Regions from separate parts of the Homo sapiens genome. Here region 1 is linked to region 2. Evidence: chromatin loops called from intact Hi-C (ENCODE). Cell type or tissue: natural killer cell. All regions are shown on one strand. Each heading gives the region's core, and the rest is flanking DNA. Links, peaks and the distances in the headings are about the cores only. Region 1 overlaps PLAAT3 (phospholipase A and acyltransferase 3). Region 2 has its middle 4.3 kb from the start of PLAAT4.

Region 1 (6,862 bases), core at 2,563-5,062, 51 kb before region 2:
TGGTGATCTTGCATCACTATCAAGGTGTTTACTTACTCTTGGTAAAACTCATGCTCCTATGCAGCAATAAACTCCAAATACAGAGTACAAGACAACCTTGGGAAGCAATAAGATACTTTTTGAAATTCAGAGTTCTACGTTAAGAATATTTGGTAGGTTTACAAAATATATCCTAATCATCTCATTTAGTTATTCTTTCAGCAGTTATTAACAGAATAAAGAACGGGGCTGGCCGGGCGTGGTGGCTCACGCCTGTAATCCCAGCACTTTGGGAGGCTGGGGTGGGTGGATCACCTAAGGTGAGGAGTTTGAGACCACCCTGGCCAACATGGTGAAACCCCGTCTCTACTAAAAATACAAAAATTAGCTGGGTGTGATGGCGGGCACCTGCAGTCCCAACTACTCAGGAGGCTGAGGCAGGAGAATCGCTTGAACCCTGGAGGTGGAGGTTGCAGTGAGCCAAGATTGCGCCAGTGTACTCCAGCCTGGGCAACAGAGCGAGACTCCTTCTCAAACACACACATACACGTGCACACACACACACACACACACCCAAGTAGCTGAGACTATGGGTGCACATCACCATGCCTGGCTGATTTTTGTATTTTTTGTAGAGACAGGGTCTCACTTTGTTGTCTGGGCTGGTCTTAAACTCTTGGTCTCTAGCAACCCTCCTGCCTCAGTCTCCCAAAGTGCTGGAATTATAGATGTGAGCCACTGCGCCTGGCCATAAATGCTATTTGGAGTAATTAAATAAAATTCCAAATCTTGAGATAGTAAAATAACTAAGAAATGTCTTATACCATTATTCTTTTTGTAAACAATAATTTAACACTTGCAAAATGAAACAATGCAAATTGAACACATCACACTTTTCTTCCTGGGACTTTGGCCCTACCCATCTACCCATTCACTTGAAAGAGGCAAAACAATGATAACACAACAGTGAAACAGCATGAACAATTCTACTTGATCCCATCACAGAAAATGAAGCCAGAATATTCTACAACAAAAACAGAGGTGCCATCTCTACTGCTTCTAAAGATTTCCTCTTTCATTTCTTGGTCTAGGATAGGGGTTTCTCAGCCTCAGCACTATTGACATTATGGGCCAGATAATTCTTCATTGTCAAGTCCTGTCCTGTGCACTGTAGGATGCTTAGCAGCATCCCTGGCCTCTACACACTAGATACCAGTAGCATCCCACCGCCAGATGTAAGAACCAAAAACGTCTGTAGACAATTCCCCCCACAGGGAAAAACTGTCTCCAGTTGAGAACTAGTGACTTAGGTGAGTAATGATCACTGACACATGCTGTGAGTCAAATTAACATAGAACTTCTGGCCGGGCGCAGTGGCTCATGCCTGTAATCCCAGCACTTTGAGAGGCCGAGGCGGGCAGATCATGAGGTCAAGAGATCGAGACCATACTGGCCAACATGGTGAAACCCCGTTTCTACTAAAAATACAAAAATTAGCTGGGCGTGGTGGTGTGCACCGGTAGTCCCGGCTACTCGGGAGGCTGAGGCAGAATTGCTTGAACCCGGGAGGTGGAGGTTGCAGTGAGCCAAGATTGCGCCATTGCACTCCAGGCTGGGCAACAAGAGCAAAACTCCATCTCAAAAAAAAAAAAAAAGAACTTCGATGCATGCCCCATCTTGCTAGAGATGATAGATTTAGTACATATCAGAAAATGTCCACCAGTATTTTTCTTTGTAAGCACTGTCAGTGCAGTGACTCTCCTTTTCATTTAACTCATGAGGATATTTTTGTGTGTTTTAAAGAATCTGACCAGTCATTATATTTGTGCTGAGCTCTTTGAAGCAGACTAGATTTTCCTTCAAAAGAATATTTATGGCCAGGTGCGGTGGCTCACGCCTGTAATCCCAGCACTTTGGGAGGCCAAGGCAGGTGGATCACGAGGTCAGGAGATCAAGACCATCCTGGCTAACCTGGTGAAACCCCGTCTCTACTATAAATACAAAACAAAATTAGCTGGGCGTGGTGGCCTGTAGTCGCAGCTACTTGGGAGGCTGAGGCAGGAGAATGGCGTGAACCCAGGAGGCGGAGCTTGCAGTGAGCCGAGATTGCACCACTGTACTCCAGCCTGGGCGACTGAGCAAGACTCTGTCTCAAAAAAAAAAAAACAAAAAAAAACAAAAAAAAAAGTTTATGATTAATCAAATTTCCTGAGAAGGGAAACAATGAATTTAAACTAAAACGTAATTTGTGCTTTACATGCCTAAGAATATTCTAAAAAAAAGATTCTCCTACTTTCCACCTACCTAAAAATATTTAGGTTTCAAAAAACATATATTTTAGTAGGGTTTTGTAAAGAAACTTTCATACTGAACAGTACTTAAAAAAAAAAAAAAAGCAACCAGAAGCTATACTCACAATGAAGTCTAGTCTGAGTGAGAGAAAATATTAAGGTAAATAGAAATTGAAGATGTGTCTGGCGGCAATACATATATTACATAAATCTGGATAAATTGTGGGGTATTATTTTGAAATTACTGTAAATGAAACCAAATTTTTATGCAAATATTTTATTTCTTTTTAAATGATTTATTATTTTTTGTATACTTGATCACTGTTGGAAAATATACAACTATTTCATAACCATTCTTATATTGTAACCTCTAACAGTCTCAATTGGATTGCTTTCAGAATAACACTACTATCTCCACTTCTTCTTTAATCCACCTATAACATTGTTGAAAGTGAAGGCAGCACATTAGCACTTTCTTTTTTCCAGAAATGATTTAGATTTCCCTAAATCAAGGCTTAACTCAGAAGAGCTTTGTAGTATAAATGTCTAAATGTCTGTAGTCTGGCAGAATTTGTTTGCCCACTTAAAAAAAAAACAGTCTTCTTAATATTTCTAATGAGAGACAGCTTTTCTCTTTCACAATATCCTGATATCCTGATTTAAGACCTGTGACACACACCAGGTAGCCCATTTTCATGATCAGAAATCCTGTAATAACAACACAGCAGCTGGATTGGACCTTTCAGTCTTGCAACATGAAAATGATCAATGGCATCTGAAGGTAGCACTGACTCTTGGAGAGAGAGTTTTTCCCATCAAGTTTGCACTATTAGGACTAACTAGCTTCCAACAGTCTTGTGTTTAATCATACTCTTTGACTATGTACAAAGCATGGCCACAAACAATGAGGTTATTGTTGTTTTCCTTGACAAAGTATCTTTTGTATGAACCAGTTGCATCAGCTTTTGTTTTCACACCATGAGGTTCTATAAAGAACTAGGGACATATTGTTCCTCCTCCATTATCTGCAGACTATTTCTCCTACCCTGACACAGAGCTTAGCAAGGAAAATGCTGGATACAAGTGATTTTATGCAGGTTCCCTAGCAAGTTAACCCAACAGAACCATGGCTGCCACAAAACCATGCCTAATTATCTTTTAGAGGAGCATTTAAAGACTTAGCAGCAGTCAAACCTCAGGTTGGTAGCTCCATCCAAACTTTGGTCATCATGAATTCTGTCTGTTAAAACTACTTTTTTTTTTTGAGATGGTGTCTCACTCTGTCACCCAGGCTGGAGTGCAGAGGTGTGATCTCGGCTCACTGCAACCTCCGCCTCCCGGTTCAAGTGATTCTCCTGCCTCAGCCTTCTGAGTAGCTGGGATTACAGGTGCGTGCCACCATGCCTGGCTAATTTTTGTATGTTTAGTAGAGATGAGGTTTCACCATGTTGGTCAGGCTGGTCTCGAACTCCTGACCTCATCATCCGCCTGCCTCGGCCTCCCAAAGTGCTGGGATTATAAGCATGAGCTACTGTGCCTGGCTATCTGTTAAAACTTCTATGTGACCAATGTTGAGAAGAGTTTGGGGATCTTCAGTGGTTAAAAATATATACGTATCTTGATGCTACTGAGGCTTATCTGGGCCATAAATGTGTTTAATGTCAGGAAACACATAGTTGTGTTTAACCTCAGGAAACACAGCAGTGTAATTAACACAAGGTGCCCAGAACTGATTTCTCAGCAGCCAGAACTCATGATGAGAAAACTCACAGCTGAGTGTCGTGGTGAATTGTGATAGTTTCCTTTCTGTTTTGGGAGGGAAGTGGAGGGAGTTCTTTTTTCTTTATGATAATTATTACTTCCTTTCATTGCCGAGTTTTCTTTGTACCTGTTGTCAATTCTTCCCACATGATCCAATTAGCTCTCAGTACAGTTCTCCACAAGGGAAACCATGTCAAGTAACCTACAAGTTCTTGTTTATTTTGCTTGGACACGTCTATCCCAGAGATGGCCCTTCTTCCCTCTGTGCTGGTTGCTCCTTGGCCAATTGCATGGCTGTCATCCTGGACTCCCCTTGGCTGTCATCCTTTGGATTTCCTTTCCTTCTCTTGGATTGCATTCTCTGATTCTATGATCTCTTAGTTTTCTGTTTCTTTGCTCTTTCTCTTATTTAGGTAGATCACATCCTCCAGAAGTTGCTTTAGGTTAGAAACACAGTACAATGGGAGAGGATAGTGGTTATGGCAGTCCTCAACATGCTAGGCTCTGGAGTCACAATGCTCCAATCTGGATTGATAAGTGCATTATTTTCCTATTGCTGCTGTAACAAATTAGTACAAAGTTAGTGGCTTAAGACTCCACAATTTATTATCAACAGTTCTGTGGGCCAGAAGTCTAAAATGAGTTTCACTGGGCTAAAATCAAAGCATTGACATTCTTTTCTAGTGTCTGTAGGAGAAAATCAATTTTCTTGCCTTTTCCAACTTCTAGAGGTTACTGGTATTGGGGGAACCAGTCCCTAATATTTCAACATAGGTTCTTTTCTATTTTCCGTAAGTGTTGGCCAGGCTGAGAAATAAAGAGAAAGAGTACAAAGAGAGAAATTTTACAGCTGGGCCTCCAGGGGTGCCATCACATATTGGTAGGACCGTGATGACAACCCCCAGCCACAAAATCAGCAAGTTTTTATTACGGATTTTAAAAGGGGAGAGGGCGTACAAACAGGGAGTAGGTCACAAGGATCACATGCTTCAAAGGGCTATAAAGATCACAAGGTGAAAGCAAAATTAGAATTACTGATGAGGGTCTGTGTCCTGCTGTGCACGCATTGTCTTGATAAACATCTTAACAGGAAACAGGGTTTGAGAGCAGACAACCAGTCTGACTAGAATTTACCAGGCTGGAATTTCCCAATCCTAGTAAGCCTGAGGGTACTGCAGGAGACAGGGCATATTTCAGTCCTTATCTCAACTGCATCAGACAGACACTCCCAGAGCGGCCGTCTATAGACCTACCCCCAGGAATGCATTCCTTCCCCAGGGTTGTTCCTTGCTCGGAAAAGAATTCAGCGATATTTCTCCTACTCACACATCTGTCTATAGGCTTTCTGCAAGAAGAAAAATATGGCTCTATTCTGCCCGACCCCGCAGGCAGTCAGACCTTATGGTTATCTTTCCTTGTTCCCTGAAAATCGCTGTTATTCTGTTCTTTTTCAGGGTGCACTGATTTCGTATTGTTCAAACACACATATTTTACAATCAGTTTGTACAATAGTGGTCCTGAGGTGACGTACATTCTCAGCTTACGAAGATAACGTGATTAAGAGATTAAAGACAGGCATAAGAAATTATAAGAGTATTAATTGGGGAAGTGATAAATGTCCATGACATCTTCACAATTTGTGTTCAGAGATTGCAGTAAAGACAGGTGTAAGAAGTTATGAAAGTATTAATTTTGGGAACTGATAAATGTCCATGAAATCTTAACAATTTATGTTCTTCTGCTGTGGCTTCAGCTGGTCCTCCGTTTGGGGTCCCCGACTTTCCACAACATACTGGCATTCCTTGGCTTATAGTCCCCATCTATTTTCAAAGCTAGAGCAATGGCTGGTTGAGTCTTATATTGCATCATTGTGACACTAACTCTTCTGTCTGTCTTCTACCTTTTAAGGAACTTTGTAATTACATTGGGCCCATCTGAATAATCTAGGATAATTTCCTCTTTTTTTTGTTTTTGTTTTTTTGAGACAGTCTTGCTCTGTTGCCCAGGCTGGAGTGCAGTGGCGTGATCTCAGCTCACTGCAAACTTTGCCTCCTGGGTTCAAGTGATTCTCCTGCCTCAGCCTCCCAAGTAGCTGGGATTAGAGGCATGTGCCACCACGCCTGGCTAATTTTTGTATTTTTAGTAGAGATGGGGTTTCACCATGTTGGCCAGGCTGGTCTCGAACTCCTGACCTCGTGATCCACCCTCCTCGGCCTCCCAAAGTGCTGGGATTACAGGCGTGAGCCACCACACCTGGCCGATAATTTCTGTATTTTAAGGTAAATTGATTAGCAGCCTTAACTCCATTTGTAAGCTTAATTCTCACTTGCCATGTAGCATGATATATTTATAGATTCCTGAAATTAGGACATGGACACCTTTTGGGGCTTATCATTCTGCCTACCAGTTATTCTTTACACCTGGTACTAAGTTGTTATCCTGGAATCTCCCTTTACTGTCATTCTGGGGAGATTCCCTTCCAGTCTCTCTAGTAGTAGAAGGCCCATTTTCTCTATCTCATGTCTTCTACTTTCTCCATTTACTCCCCTGTTTTTGGGGAACCATTTTCAGCAGCTTTCTGTAAGAGGATGCATGGGAGGTAAATTCTTTGAGACCCTGTGTGTCTGAATTATTTGTCATTTTACCCTCTCACTTGATTTGATACTTTGTCTGGGTATAGAATTCTAGGTTGGAAATGGTTTCACTTCAGAGTTTTGGAGGCATTGCTCCATTGTCTTCTTCTTTTTTTTTTTTTTTTTTATTATACTTTAAGTTTTAGGGTACATGTGTACAACGTGCAGGTTTGTTACATATGTATACATGTGCCATGT
Region 2 (6,862 bases), core at 2,947-5,446:
TGTCTCGGTAACAGAAAGGCAGGAAGAGGGTGACTCAGGTTGGGTTTAGTGGCTCACCAAGGTCACCAAGGACTCAGCAGGCTGTCTCCATTGCACTGGTCCTGGGTCTGCACTGTTGCCCTGCAGGGACTCCCATGGCTGTAGCAGCCTTGAGTGGCCCATTTTTACCTGGCTATGCCCAAAAGATGGAGGGAAAGATAATTCTCATTTGTCTTTTTTTCAGGGAGTTAAGTCTTTCCCACAGTTCCCCAGATGACCTGTTCCCTTCTCCATTGGCCAGAACTGGGCCATATTTTCACACCCAACCAGAGGCCTAGACAGGTGGATCACTTGAGCCCACGAGTTCAAGACCAGCCTGGCCAACATGGCGAGACCCCGTCTCTGCTAAAAATACAGAAAAAAAAATTAGCCGGGCATGGTGGCATGTGCCTGTACTCTCAGCTACTTGGGAGGCGGAGATGGGAGGATCGCCTGAACCCAGAAGTCAGGCTGCAGTCAGCTGAGATTGCTCCACTGCAGTCTAGCCTGGGCAACTGGAGTGAAACCATGTCTCAAAGCAAAACAAAACAAAAAACCCCCATTTCTGTTGTTTAGGTTAGCATGCCTCTGGGTTTCACTCAAAACACTGTTGAACGATGTTGCTGTGTTTGGGCAGAGCTTCCAGGGACCGCTGTGGATATCATGAGGAAGCCTCAGAGCTTTCTCGGGCAGAGCTTCTACAGGTGTCTTGCCGTGGTCAGTTTCTTTGCTGTTTTTATGGCCCTCTGCAGGAGTGTCCATGGTCATTATCTCAGCCACCTTTTGGTTTCAGTTTCTCATCAGGTCTTGGGGGTGTCTGGCCACAGCAGATGTTATCTTATTACCTCAGTCCTTTATACCTATGTTTATCATTTTGAGGGTTCAGCAGTTTCACTGTGGGCTGAGTCACTTGTCGTAAGTGACTCCATTTTGAAATATTTAGGATCACAAAACTCTTTAAGGGGGCCCCCACAAGAGTCTGCATTCAACAATCCCAGAGTCTGGGTTTTTGCCTTGTGGCATAATAAAAATTTTTATTTTTAAATAAATTTATGCCTTGTAGCATAATAAAAGTTTATTTATGCCTTATGTGGCATGATAAAAAAATATATTTTTGGTCTTTGACCCCAGTTCCAGACACAGAGGTCCTAAGACCCTTGGAATTTCCTGAGTGATAGGATGTCATGTTATTCAGAAGGAGTCTCTGTCAAACAAATCTGAGTTTATGCTAATGAGGTGGCTCTTGGTTGAGGAGGGAGAGCTGGATAACTTCAGGTTGGGGACTGATCACCATTATTTAATCAGTAATGTCTACATTATGCAGCCTCCGTAGAAACCCCTACATGACGGGGTTGGGAGAGCTTTGGGGCAGGTGAACACAGATGTGGTGGGAGACTGGCCTGGCTGGAGAGGGCATGGTGGCAAAGATTCTCTGTGTGACCACATTTTAGTCAGGTTCCCAAACCTCTTCCTAGGCACATCTGTACTTCCTTGTAAAATCTAATTTTAGCAAAGGACCCTGCCAAGTCAGTTTAGCAGGAACTTCCCACCCTCAATATCTGACCGGGTTCATCCTTCTCACTGTCCTCCAGGTGATGTCTGATCACCCCGGCCTGTCTTCAGCAAGAATCCTGTTAGTGTGGTTTAACCAGAATCTCTCTTGCCCCTGAGGTTTCCTCTTTGTAATTTTGCATCCACTGACCTGTATGCTTCTCCTTGCCTATGAATTCCCACTTGCCCGTGCTGTGTTCAAGTTTGAGCCCCATCTCTCTCTCTTGCTGCAAAATCCCAGTGCAGTGGATATCAAGCTTGTATCATTAGATAATTTTTTCTTTAACAATGGAAGCTGTGCACAATCACTGCCCCCCATATTAGTTTCTTCTTAGTTTCTTCCATGTAGCTGTTGCTGAGTTGTATCCTTTATAATAAACTGACAATCATAAGTAAAGCAGTTTTCTAAATTTTGGAAGTTGTTCTAGGGAATTATCAAATTTAAAGGGGATTTAGGGGGTCTCCACCATTTGTAGTCAGCCAGGTAGAAATGTGAGTAGCCAGGGAACTCCATTTGTTGCTGAGCCTGGAGACTTTACCTGTGGAGGCTGAGCCTAACTCTGGATAGTTAGCGTCGGAATTGAGTCGGATTGTTGAACATGCGGTCAGTGTTGGAGAATTGCAGGACTGATTGATGTGGACAAATGACATGTATTTGGTTGCTATCAGAAGAAACCATACATGCCCACTTCTGTTACTCGAAAAAAAACGGGGATCATTCGTTTAGTAACAAACAACTTTTCATGAGAACACAGGTGTGGATCAATAGCAGTTTTATTACTTGGCACAAGTAAGGAGGACACTGTGAGGATTCTCCAAAGCAGTCTTCCCTACGAAAAGTGACAGGAGGGTTTTATGGGTGATGGAGAGGGGAGAGGGTGCATCGGCACATGCAGAGGAGGGGTCCCAGTTGCACAGATGCAGTGAGTCATCGTGCCAACACATAGGTTGCATGCTATGGTAATGAAGCTGTAGCTCCTCCGGGGTGGAGACTTTAGCATGGTAATGAGGAAAGTTCACTCAGATTCATCTGTAGGTTGCTGGGATCTGTTAGGAGCTGGTTTTAACCAACCACATGACTGCATTCTATGCAAGGTTTAGGAAGAAACAGGCTACAGGATGGTAGGCTGTAAAAGGCTGATTGCTGAGTTGATTAAATTCCTATAATCCCTGGAAACCCTTGCTGTCTGCTTACACTTCCAGTTCATTGCAGCTTGTGCTGAGGTTGAAACAGCTTGTGGTAGATAGTGTCAGGTTTTAGCTTAGAGTCAGTTCCAGGCAGCTGGGGTCTGTGAATGCAGGACTCCAAAACAGCCAGTGGCCTTTCTTCAGCAGCACCAAAGCTTAGATGCTGCAGGAGTGACGGCTGTATTCCAAGTGACAAACAAGGCTTTCTGAAGCCTGTTCTGCTTTGTCAGACTTGGAGTCCAAACTGACCCACATCAGGATGGATGGTCTGCTCCAAAGGATCAGACATCTAATCCCACAAGAGCACATTAGCAACGGAGACTGCCTCTCTTTCTCTATTGCCTCTTTTTTTCCTAGAGGCTCCAATAGGTAACAATAATAGCAGAAATAATCAGTTATGAAGACTGATTTGTTTTTAATACTCAAAGAGTTTAAATTCCAACCAGCCCACTGACAGCAAAAATCTAGGAAGTTGTGCTTTACCACCAACACTTTCTTCTTGCAGCTTTCCCTGATTGGGATGATATCTCTAGCATGTATGAAATTACAAGCATATGATATTTTACATTAATTTATATTGTATATCTAGATGCAATAGCTGCTGTAACCCAAAAAATATTTGAGACAGCTTTCAGTCAAAAATTTAGAGATTTATTTAGCTAAGGTTTAGGACACATCCAGGAAAAAAGGAACAGAAAACCATAGGAAACATCTGTGATTCGTGCTTTTTCCAAAGTGCGTCTGGGGACATCATTATTTAAAGGGAAAAGTGTGGGCATTAGGGGAAAGAGAAAAGGGAAAAAAAGGGAGGGTAGATAAAAGAGGCAAGTGGTTGCATTCCTTTGAGTCTTTGATCAGCATTCACTGAATCTGCATTTTACATGTGAAAGGAGGGGGTAGAGGAATAGTTAATTATGCATTCATTTCATGCTTAGTGAATCTGGATTTTTATATAAGCAGTCAAATATGCATTTGTCTCAGGTGAATGGAGGGATGACTTATAGTTCTGTCCTTTCTCCCATACCTGTGATGATAAGCTGTCAATTTACATCATCAGGGTGTCATTCAGCAGAACTGTTTTAGGGTGAAGATCTTGGGGCTCACAAAGAATTCCCTTGTGAGCAAATTGTTAGGGAGTTATATAGCTTTTTATTTTTGTAGCTATCTATTTAGGAACAAAATGGGAGGCAGGTTTGGGTGACCCAATTCCTAGCTTGAATTTTCCCTTTGGCTTAGTGAGTTTGGGTCCCGAGATTTTGTTTTCCTTTCCTGCAGCAAAATAGAAAGCCATTTAAAAATATGTTTTTTCATTGCAAATTTATTTGAAGCCATGGCAGCATTCAGTATTTAGATGTTGAGAAAGACTCTGGCTGGAATTTGGGACAAGGAAATGTTCCCCCTCCACTAACCTACTATAGTAGCGAGGTAGGAGGCTGGCAGGACTTGCTTTCTCGTTGCAGCCCTGTTGATCATGTTGATTGGAGCAGGATGTGGTCAGAACAGTATGCAGTGAAGAAGCCAGCCAAAACTAGCAGAGGGTGATGGAAGTGACCTCTATTTGCCCTCACTGCTCATTAGCATAAGACACTCCCACCAGTGCCATGACAGTTTACAAATACCATTGCAATAGGCCATGGTAATGGCCTGGAAGTTACCTTAGATGGTTCTGGAAACTCTCCACCCTTTTCCAGAAAGTTCTGAATAACCCGTCTCTTAATTAGCATATAATTAAAAGTGGGTATAAGTACAGCTGCCAACAGCCCATATGTTGCCAACTCAGCCCGCTGCCTATGGGTTAGTCCTGCTCTGCAAGGAGCAGTACTGGTTCAAAAAAGTTGCCTTCTCTCACCATAGGCTCATCCTTGAATTCTTTCATGGGCTAAGCTCCAATGTGGTGTGGGGAAAAGCAAGAGAGATCAGATTGTTACTGTGTCTGTGTAGGAAGAAGTAGACATAGGAGACTCCATTTTGTTATGTACTAAGAAAAATTCTTCTGCCTTGAGATTCTGTTAATCTATAACCTTACCCCCAACCCCGTGCTCTCTGAAACATGTGCTGTGTCAACTCAGAGTTGAATGGATTAAGGGCGGTGCAAGATGTGCTTTGTTAAACAGATGCTTGAAGGCAGCACGCTCCTTAAGAGTCATCACCACTCCCTAATCTCAAGTACCCAGGGACACAAAAACTGCGGAAGGCCGCAGGGACTTCTGCCTAGGAAAGCCAGGTATTGTCCAAGGTTTCTCCCCATGTGATAGTCTGAAATATGGCCTCGTGGGAAGGGAAAGACCTGACCGTCCCCCAGCCCGACACCTGTAAAGGGTCTGTGCTGAGGAGGATTAGTAAAAGAGGAAGGAATGCCTCTTGCAGTTGAGACAAGAGGAAGGCATCTGTCTCCTGCCCGTCCCTGGGCAATGGAATGTCTCGGTATAAAACCCGATTGTATGCTCCATCTACTGAGATAGGGAAAAACCGCCTTAGGGCTGGAGGTGGGACCTGCGGGCAGCAATACTGCTTTGTAAAGCATTGAGATGTTTATGTGTATGCATATCTAAAAGCACAGCACTTAATCCTTTACATTGTCTATGATGCAAAGACCTTTGTTCACGTGTTTGTCTGCTGACCCTCTCCCCACAATTGTCTTGTGACCCTGACACATCCCCCTCTTTGAGAAACACCCACAGATGATGAATAAATACTAAGGGAACTCAGAGGCTGGGGGGATCCTCCATATGCTAAACGCTGGTTCCCCGGGCCCCCTTATTTCTTTCTCTATACTTTGTCTCTGTGTCTTTTTCTTTTCCAAATCTCTCGTCCCACCTTATGAGAAACACCCACAGGTGTGTAGGGGCAACCCACCCCTACAATGTGGGGCCCAAACATGGGACACAGATTTGGCATGGGACACAGATCCAAACCAGTCCAAACTGGGCCCACTGCCTGTCTTACAAGACCCATGAATACAGCTATTCTCATTTATTTTTGTATTGTCTATGGCTGCTTTTGTGCTACAGTGGCAGATTGTGTGGCCTCCTGGCATGCGAGGCCTAACATATTTATTACTTGGGTCTCTGCTGACCCCCTGGGCTAGAGGTTTATCAATTTTATTGATCTTCTCAAAGAACCAGCTTTAGACTGATTGATTTTTTTCTTTTTCTACTTTATTTATTACTTCTTCTATCTTTATTACATTTTCTTTCTTTGCTTGTTTTGGTTTTCATATGCTTCCTCCCCCTTCTTTTTTTTTCTTTTCTGGCCAATTGCTGAAAACCTGGCTCCCCTACTTCCTTGAGGTAAAAGCTTAGATCATTGATTTGAGACATATCTTCTTTTCTAATATAAGCTAATACTATAAACTTCTCTGTAAACACATTTTTAGCTATATTCCTCTGAGACTGTAGGAATAAAAAATGTCAGGCCTCTGAGCCCAAGCCAAGGCATTGCATCCCCTCTGACTTGCACGTATATGCCCAGATGGCCTGAAGTAACTGAAGAATCACAAAAGAAGTGAATATGCCCTGCCCCACCTTAACTGATGACATTCCACCACAAAAGAAGTGAAAATGGCCGGTCCTTACCTTAAGTGATGACATTACCTTGTGAAAGTCGTTTTCCTGGCCTCATCCTGGCTCAAAAACCTCCCCAACTGAGCACCTTGCAACCCCCACTCCTGCCTGCCAGAGAACAAACTCCCTTTGACTGTAATTTTCCTTTACCTACCCAAATCTTATAAAACGGCCCCACCCCTATCTCCCTTTGCTGACTCTCTTTTCGGACTCAGCTCGCCTGCACCCAGGTGATTAAAAGCTTTATTGCTCACACAAAACCTGTTTGGTGGTCTCTTCACACGGACGCGCATGAAAAAAAACAACGTGCTTTTTCTATTCTCTCATTCAACAATAATCAACAAAACGTCTTCTGTGACCTCTGCTCACCAAGAAATGTGTGATTTGTCCCCACCAACTACTCATTCATCAATTCTGCAGCAGACATCAGCTGTGTGTCCTCTCATTCTGTTCAATTTTGACACTAATTGGAGATAATGTCAGATCCCACAGGTTGAGGGCTCAGTTGCACAAGATTCTCCCCAACTTCTGATGTGAATTGC

The links. A loop is a pair of places that touch in the nucleus more often than their neighbours do. Peaks named below come from ENCODE experiments on the same cell type or tissue, not always from the same donor. Only the 100,000 strongest peaks of a DNase experiment are listed, where the experiment ranks them.
Region 1: a loop joins it to region 2, with 7 times the contacts of the local background. A loop is called at or near these places in 11 of 110 quality-filtered maps.

The regions. Positions count from the first base shown.
Region 1 is chr11:63,579,802-63,586,663 of GRCh38, reverse strand. All of the region lies in intron 4 of PLAAT3 (phospholipase A and acyltransferase 3), which reads left to right. It overlaps LOC105369335 (a long non-coding RNA gene), which reads right to left. Exons shown (of 3, transcript XR_950179.3): 2 at 37-96. Among named protein-coding and RNA genes, the nearest start is that of PLAAT2, 20 kb to the right of the region's middle. In natural killer cell, for the core only: no CTCF peak of the experiment used is centred there; a DNase peak (open chromatin) is centred at 3,983; H3K27ac peaks cover 2,371 bases.
Region 2 is chr11:63,529,072-63,535,933 of GRCh38, reverse strand. No RefSeq gene overlaps it. Among named protein-coding and RNA genes, the nearest start is that of PLAAT4, 4.3 kb to the left of the region's middle. RefSeq lists enhancers at 885-974, 3,362-4,021, 4,163-4,457, 6,008-6,667. In natural killer cell, for the core only: no CTCF peak of the experiment used is centred there; a DNase peak (open chromatin) is centred at 4,283; H3K27ac peaks cover 1,581 bases.